Linked DNA regions of Homo sapiens: region 1 is linked to region 2. A link is an interaction called in ENCODE POLR2A ChIA-PET data of the cell type or tissue named here. Cell type or tissue: PC-3. All regions are shown on one strand. Each heading gives the region's core, and the rest is flanking DNA. Links, peaks and the distances in the headings are about the cores only.

Region 1 (4,407 bases), core at 124-4,123, 130 kb before region 2:
AAAAATTTTATGTATCTTTAATTAAAATACTGCAAAAAATAAATAAATAAAATAAATGCCTTGCTTTACTCAAAGACTCCTCTAACTTTGCATTGAGTTACAATCACAACTATAAATGCACTACAGGAACTCTCCAAATTACACAATCAAATCTTTTGTAATACAAACTCCTTTAAGTTGGTAAATTTGGCATACTTCATGCTCACACCCCCTTGCCCAAACCAACTAAAACTGATTCTTCAGAAACTCACAAGTAGAAGGAAGCTATACCTTTCTTTGGGGGCAGTCCTAAGGAATCATACACTGTTTCCAGTAAATCATCTATAACTTTTATTCCACCCACTCCCATCTCCCAAAATAAGCACTGTAATAACATCATTACTACTAAAATGCATTAATTCTAACCTGGGTAACATTTTGCCTATTCTCTAACAAATGCATGTTTTATTTTTTTAGAAAGAAAATTAAGAAAATGCGAGTCACTGATTACAAAGGAATAAATCTAATCAATCTACAGTTCAGTAAACTTGTGAGGTTAAATATAATTTTAAAAATCCACCACTCTTCTGTAAGAGGAGACTAAAAAATATTTACAGCTTAATTTAAGAACAAATAACAATTTTCCTTTCAAAAGGGCCTAAATAAATAAAATTCATATAGACAACCTCTGGCTGAATGCAAACCTCTATGGTTAAGAATAAAACTTGGGTGAAGTTAATAATAAATTAAACTAAGAACTCAAAATGTTATGTTATTCTAATTATTGACCATCAGTTCTACCAATGTAAAACAAATAATGTTTAATTTCATGATTAAAAAAAAACCCAAAATGCCCCATAGAGATTATTATTAGCAGTAACACAAAATAAGTTATTTTAAAGCTATTATTCATCCTGAGCAAGCAGGTAAAATTTCTACTTACAAAACTTAAGTGTTACTTTTTCTCAAGTAGCCAGTCCCGCAATGGTGTGATGAATGCCTTTACCAAGGAACTATTAAAAACTCAGTTAAATATTTATATATTGATATTTATTGTCAGCATCTTCTACAAAAACCTTGTTCACCAATGCCCTCAGCATATTTTATATTTATCTTGTTAATTTCAGTCAAATGGCTAGCCAGTAAAGCGTAGATTAAAGAGCATGCAATCTATATGAAGTCCATCTCCTACCTTAGACCCCCTTTGTCTAGAGTCAGTCTTATCATCTGTACTAAGAACTTTAAATAAACACATTTAATTAGAATTTCTTTAATACTTTGGTGGGAAAGGACTATGTAACTGCATGTCTAATTTTTTTTTAAAGTTAAAAAGTCTCTAATAAATTTTCCTAAAATCTGTTAAGACCAGATGCCCAATAGAAAAATGGGGAGAATTCACACTGAACATTAACAAGAAAGACATGAAAAAATACTCAACATCTGAATCATAAAATAAAAATACAAATTAAAACTATAATGTAATACTATTTTCCAAAACAGATTTCTCTCCTTTTCTCTCCTCTCCCGACCTCCCCTTAATTATTCACTCTCTGAGCCAGCAATCATTCATCTTGGAATTTATCCTCTAGATATTTTATATACATAGCAAATAATGTTAACAAGGCTACTCATTACAACACTGTTTATAACAGCAATGCTTCTGGTTAAATGAATCATGGTGTAGCCATCCATTCAATTAAATAGTATGCATCTATTAAAAAACCACAAAGATACTTTTCTAGTACTGAGATGGGAACAATGTATTCTGGAGATCTTTAAAAGTAAAGGTACAGATGTGTGCACAATACATTATAATTTACATTAAAGAAGATAATATACATTGATTTGCTTATATACACATAAAGAAGGATATACACACATTAAGAAAGTGGCTGTTTGGGAAGGCAGGCAGATGCAGGACAGAGATAGAAGCAAGAGTACTTCTACTACATTTTGAAGAACAATGAAAAACATGTTCCAAAATGAAAATGACTCATGAAGGAGTTATCTTTTACAGTGTAAACTCCAGACATGAACAAATGGCAGACAGGAAAAGCAATGACAGAAAATAGGAAAGGGAGAAAGGAGGGAAGAGGTGCCAACTCTATTTTCTCTAGCAACTATTTCATTCTGCAAGATAAGGTACTATATTCAACAAACAAAACAATGATCAACATAAGTGATATTTGTGATTTGTAAAAATCCTGTTTCTTGGTTTAGAGTGAATTATAACCATCTGAGAATGTGATGTAAATTATGTTTATAGCTCCCAGTACAGCGATTTCTGTTTATTCAAAGTAAATCTGGTAAGCAAATGGTAAAAATTTGTGGTAAAGATCTATAATACAAAAAGTCATGTAAACTTACACAATAAAAATGTTACATTAAAAATTTATCCCCTAATTATATATATATATATATATACAAGATTAAAATTAACATTATCTTCTTTTTCCAGATCTCTTTCACATTTCCAAGTTATGATATTTTGGGGGGATCATTTTAATATTTGGTAGTAAAATTCTGATAAAATTACTTTTTTCTTGTAGAGCCATTTTAAAGAAACTTCGTTTTAAAACTAGCTGAACTAAAAATCTATTAAAACATTCAAAATGGAAGAGATAAGAATTTAGTCTGGAGAAATTGAAGACTGATACAAAAGTAAAATTTGCACAGCAATTTCACTATTACAGTCCAAATATTCCAAACAAAGTTTAATTAATATCCTATTTCAAGTTAATACTTAAATGTTATAATAATATGGAATTACATTTATTTAAGATACTTGACTTTGTGTGCTAGCTAGTTGTTGTTTTTATAGAGATGGGGTCTTGTGATGCCCAGGCTGGAGTGCAGTGGCATGATCATGGTTCACTGCAGCCTCAAACTCCTGGGCTCAAGCAATCCTCCTGCTTCAGTCGCAGTCACCCAAGCAGCTGGAACTACAGGTGTGCACCACCATTCCCAGCTGATTTTTAAAATTTGTTGTTAGCAACAGGGCCTCACCCTGTTGCCCAGGTTGGTCTCTAACTCCTAGGCTAAAGCAATCCTCCCACCTTGGCCTCCTGAGTAGCTAGGATTACAGGAAGCAGTCATCCTACGTAGCATTATTTCTTATTAGATGAAATCATTATTTCTTAATAGACTAACAATAGGCAAAGTTTAACAGGTTGAAAAGATTATTTCCTTCCTCTGAGTAAGACCTAAGAAAGGACAGGAGAAAGGGGTATGAGGAGGGTGGCATTTTCCTTGATATTGAAGTACTTAACATTTAGAGCAGGCTCTCTTGAAAGAGATTTCATTTTACTGTTTACATAGCAGCAACTACCTAATCTGATGACAGCACATTATTGAGGAGTGAATAATACATACCAAGGGATGTAAGCCCAAATTAAAAACTCGACACTATAATACCTGCTACTTTAAATTATTTCTTGGTGACTGGAAAAATAGTGTAAGACTGACAGTTACCTAGACTTAGATGTACACTGGTACCTCAGAGGAAAAACAGGGTGAGAGGGATTAGAACATATTTCAAGTTTCAATTGAAGCATACAGAATCTTGAGAGATCAGTGAGATGATAAGGAAAAGAGACTATCTGTGACAAAGAAAATGCTAAGGATGCCTGGGGCTTTATTCTTGGAGCAACTAGGAGTTGGCTGGTGTATCACAGAAAGGTGGCTAGATTTGGTGGGGGGATGAAGTGGGGTGGGGAGTAGGTGGTGCAAATAAAGCACTGCAAATAAAGACGAGAAAAGAAATTTAAGTTTCACTTGGGACTACTGAATTTGGAGACATGGAAATGTAGAATCCTGTTGGAGAAATATAGAGAGAAGGCTGCTGGATATAGGTATTGAGAACTCCAGAGTAATCTCTGGCCTAGAAGTCTAGATTTGAAAGTTGTAAGAATGCAGTAGGCGACTCAAACCATAGGAGAAAACAAACTTGCATAAACAATGAAAAGACAAGTGGGGCCAAAACACTGGAGAACACTAACATGTAAAGAGTCATGGAAAAAGATGGGCTTGGGAAGAAACTATTCTTAGGAATGCTACTTATTCTTTTCATCTAATGGCCTCACATTTGCCTCCTCTTTCTCAAGCATTCAACATATTATTTCTTTTTATTAAAGTCATTCTTGTTTAGACGCCTTGTTTAAATATCTTCTCAATCCCATTTCTACAGTGAGGCCTGACTAAAGTAAAAATGAGACTATCCCCTTTGGTATATGTATATACCAAAAGCCAAATACCAGTGAAAAGCACATAATTTTTGCTCATCTTTTCATTTTGCCTATTTCTTTTCTTTATGCCTATTTCTTGAAAGTGCAGAAATGTTAGTTAAAATAGCTTTCTAGAAAAAGCATAATTCTATGAACAATATATTTGACAAAGTAAAATTATATTAGGCTAGTCACTGGGATTTCG
Region 2 (4,407 bases), core at 72-4,071:
GAAATAATTACAAAATGAAGAAAAAGCTCAATTGATTATAAGAACATTAATATGTTCTGCATATAAAAACACCAGAACAACAAAAATACAAAACACTGGGAAAATACTTTTGGTAAGTATGACAGGTAAAGGGATGACATCTTAATTATTTAATACACTCATGTACAGCTATATAGTGAGGTGACAGTAAGAGCCTCAGCTTTGATGTTAGACTTCCTATGATATAAACTTATCTGGGTCCCAGTTTCTCCATCTGTAAAATGGTTATTATGGTAATACTTTTTGGAGTTTTGTGAGGTTTAGATGTGATATATATGTAAAATACTTAGAACAGTGCCTAGAACTTGATAAACACTCAATGGGAGTTACCTATTATTGTTATTAGTAAAAGCAAAATTGTTAAATAAATCAAAAATGACCTGAACTGTCAACTGCAGTTGTAACACAAGGGAAATGTTCAAATTTATAATTTATTCAAGAAATATATTGTTGTACTTGGCCAGAGTAGTTAAAAAATTAATACCCAATGCTAGTGAAGATGAAGTAAAACTAATACACTTTTTGTGGCAATAAGGTTAAAACTATACTTTTGAAAAGAAAATTGGCAATGTATATTAAGAGTTATGCAATGTTTAAATTCTTGTTTAATTTGATCACTTTGCAACTTATAATTTTCCTTAAAGATATAATCCAAAGAGAGAATACCTTATAAACTATTTTTTTCTGCATTGTTTATGAGAAGAGCATAAAGTCCAAAGCAGCTAGCATACTGCTTTGGTTGATTACATTCTGGTACAATAATTGTATGTATATGCATCAATACCAGATGATAGTTATTTGCAACAAAATGGCAATTCATATACTGTAGTTATGTAGTTTATATTAAAAATATAAAATTCAAAGTTATAATGACTATATAGCAACATTCTTATTATGTAATTTTGAAATTTTATATATTTTCCCCATACTTAAACTCATATTAAAAGCTTGGGAGGCAATACATGTAAATGAAAATTGTTGTGTTTGGGTGATGCAGTTATGAGTAATCATTTTTCTTTCTTTTTTTTATCTTTAAAATTCTTTAAAATTACTTTTAAATTATAAAAGTAATTCATGCTTATTGTTTAAAAAATTGCAAAGGCATATAGAGCAGAAACTAAAAGTCCCTTATGAATCCCCTCTCCCAATTTTCTACCCTCCCATCTCTGTTCCAACTCCTCAAATCTCACACTCTTCCTCAGCAATGACCACTTAGGAATATGTCCTCCTAAATACCTCTCTATGCGTTTACACATACATACATATATCTGCACATTTACCACACGCATTTTTCTTACATTAATGGGATTTCTACTATTCTGCTATTTGCCTTTTTTGCTTCATTGGTATATTTTCTTTGGTCTTATTCCTTGTCAGTTCAAATAGAATCATATGATTATTACATTTACAATATGGGCACACAAAGATTTGTTTTTATCAACCCATTATTGATGAATTTTTGTGCAGTCTTTTTTTTGCTATTGGAAATATTGTTACAATCCTTGTACTCTTTGTTAATATGTGTATTTCTTTAGGACAGGTATTTAGAATGAAATTGCTGGGCCGAAGATTTGCCCATTCAAATTTCTAAGAGTTGCTTCCAAACCATACTGTGAGAAGATTTTATCAATTTTTATCTCCATAAATTTTTTTAAAGAAAATAGTCAAACCAGAAGTCCCATGAAACTAACTTAAGAGATAAGCAAAAGTGTCTATAGCCCATTGACTTCCATATCAGAGGTAGGTAGCTTAATTTTGGTTTTATTCTTTCAGTTATCCTTATAAATTTAACTAACTCATGATTCTACCATACCCCTCATTCATTTTTTACTTTAACTTTACTTTGACGTTCTGGTCAGTATGCTCATTTCTAGGTTTTGTCCTAGAAGTGTGTTTGAACTGGTTGGATCAACTTAGTAAATAAAGATGAGTAACTTTGTAAATAAAGCTAATTTTGACACTGTTCCTAGAGCCGCTGGGCATGGTTGTGCTGTTGTGCTCTACAAAGGGGACTCAAGGGCACTGACATCCTGTCTGTGCTCCACTCACCAAGCCCTGTACCCTGGGTGCAGGCAGGGGAGGGCAGAGTCTGCTTGGAGGAAATAGTTCCTTTCCAAATTCATGTAAAAAATGGTTTATTGAGGTCTTAGCTGCCCTGATGATTCATAATTAAAATTTTTTTAATTTAACTGATTCTTTACCTCTCAATAAAGTTTGCCATATTAAAAGGATGATGAAAAATTTACAATTAGCCTTAGAATTTAAAGGGTAAGTATAGTTCAAACATAGTTCTGTCAGAATTTGGCTATGATGAAAAAAAGTTTTGGTGAGCTAAGGAATCCAAGGAGAATACACATCATTAGGAAAAGAACTATAATTGAAAATTCAGAAGCAATCTAATAATTTCCTTATCATTGATAGATTTTGGAAAATCATAAAATGAACTCATGCATATACTGCCAAATAATGAAATAGAATAGGGCTAGGATACATCTAGTTTATAATTATTATAGTTGTTGAGTATTGTTCCACTGTTAAATATCTTTTTTTTGGAAAGCTCTAACTGAGATATATTCAAGCAGATATAATTATTGCTGTTCCATAGATGCTAAACAAGATATTTCATGTTATCTGTAATGAGGCATGAAGTAATTACAATTTCAATGGTGAGCACTTGATAAGTTGTAGATCATCTTCCAATGTAAGAAGACATCCTCACTCCACTTTATAATGTTTAAACTAGAACTCACACGGTGTGCCTGTGAAAGCAGTCAGCAGTGAACAACTTAAATAGAAAATACTGAGCATAGAGTTGATGGACTGATGTGCATGGATTGGGCAAGGATCTCATAAAAATCTTAACATGAGCTGATCCTATGGGCCTAAGTAACATCAGGAAAGGTTTAGGTTACACCCAAAGGTAGGAAGGAAGAAAGGAAAAGGACAGACTTGCCAAGGGAAGTATTGTTACCTGAAGTTTCCAAGGTAACAAAATTATCTTTTGGGGATACCTTTATAATAAGACACATGAGTTTATGAATGTAGGCTTTAAACTTTTTTTTTTTCTTTTTTTTTTTAGAGATGGGGTCTGGCTAAGTTGACCAGGCTGGTTTCAAACTTCTGGGCTCACGTGATCCTTTCACCTCGGTGTTCAGGGTAGCTGAGACTTACAGGCACACACCACCATGCTTGGCTATGGCTTTTTTTGTGTGTTGTTTTTTTTTTTATTTCTGGCGATGGCAGGAATGTAAATTTTAGGAGAGAATGAGAGACTAGCTCTTGTTAGGGATTCTAAAATTCCACTAAATAATTCCTGACTCTGACAGTTGGCAGGTATATTCTGGATGGGCTCTAATAAATTAGATCAGTATTTAACAAGGAGAATTATTTTTGCTTTGCTTTCTGTGACTTTGGATTCACTCAGAAGGAAAGTGAGGGCAGGATGAGTATGGACCACAGTTCTCATGCTCCTTCTGGCAGCTCTAAAACCATCAGAATCTAGGACCATCCCTGCCCTTGACTGCATGGGGAGTTTGGATCTACTAACATGAAGTTGCCAAGTCACAGTAATATCAAATTCAGCCTGGGCCCAGCTGTTGAGTCCCTGAAGTTCTCAGGCAAAATGAGAACTGGTAGGACTGGTAAGAACAGAGCATCAGGTGGGTGGGCAGCATAAGATGTGTGTGCTAGAAAGAGGAGAGGGGAGGATATGCATGTCAGCAACGACTATTTGCCACATTCTCTGAGGCTGGCAGCAGCTCTGGAGCAAGACATTCTGAGTTACTGGGGCAACAAAAACTGGGTTGGTAAAGCAAAGCCACAAGTAGTTCTTAAATTTCATTTAAGCCTCAGAATCAAGCCTCTTATTAAACTGCTAAACTGGGTCAGTTTACAAATAACATTGGACTGGTCTCAACCACCTCATTAATTCTCTTCTAGTTTATGTCACAGAAACTAGTCTATGCCTTCTCACCTGTCTGTAGGATGATCCCCTGGTTAACTGAATATAGTCTATGTGTTTTTCTCTAGAAGATATATGTCCTGAGGTGAAATCCCAAATCATAAGACACCCATAATTTACCATTATAAGAAAACAAAGAGCTCAATTACAATGACAATAATAATAGTTAACATTCATGGAGTGCTTATGGCTAACTACTGTGCTGAGTGTTTGTACACATTGCATAATTCAATACGGAAAACATCCACTTTGAAATATAGACTAGTAGTTATTATCCTTATTATAAAGTTGAGGAACCTGAGTGATAAAGAAGTTAAGGAGCTTGCCCATGGTCACATCGCTAGTAATGGCAGTAACCAAGATGTTTGGCTCCCATAAGGAAAACCTAACCAAACCTAAGGAAATCG

Evidence for each region. Peaks named below come from ENCODE experiments on the same cell type or tissue, not always from the same donor. Only the 100,000 strongest peaks of a DNase experiment are listed, where the experiment ranks them.
Region 1: POLR2A ChIA-PET joins it to region 2 with 9 read pairs; 1 of 35 experiments calls an interaction of 5 or more read pairs at or near these places.

What each region holds. Positions count from the first base shown.
Region 1 is chr3:150,446,873-150,451,279 of GRCh38, reverse strand. All of the region lies in intron 1 of TSC22D2 (TSC22 domain family member 2), which reads right to left. Among named protein-coding and RNA genes, the nearest start is that of TSC22D2, 41 kb to the right of the region's middle. In PC-3, for the core only: no CTCF peak of the experiment used is centred there; DNase peaks (open chromatin) are centred at 1,659, 1,949 and 3,309; H3K4me3 peaks cover 1,304 bases; H3K27ac peaks cover 3,108 bases.
Region 2 is chr3:150,315,288-150,319,694 of GRCh38, reverse strand. The region is part of intron 1 of LINC01214 (long intergenic non-protein coding RNA 1214); the gene reads left to right. All of the region lies in intron 1 of LOC107986141 (a long non-coding RNA gene), which reads right to left. Among named protein-coding and RNA genes, the nearest start is that of LINC01214, 6.3 kb to the left of the region's middle. In PC-3, for the core only: no CTCF peak of the experiment used is centred there; a DNase peak (open chromatin) is centred at 2,014; H3K4me3 peaks cover 947 bases; H3K27ac peaks cover 1,601 bases.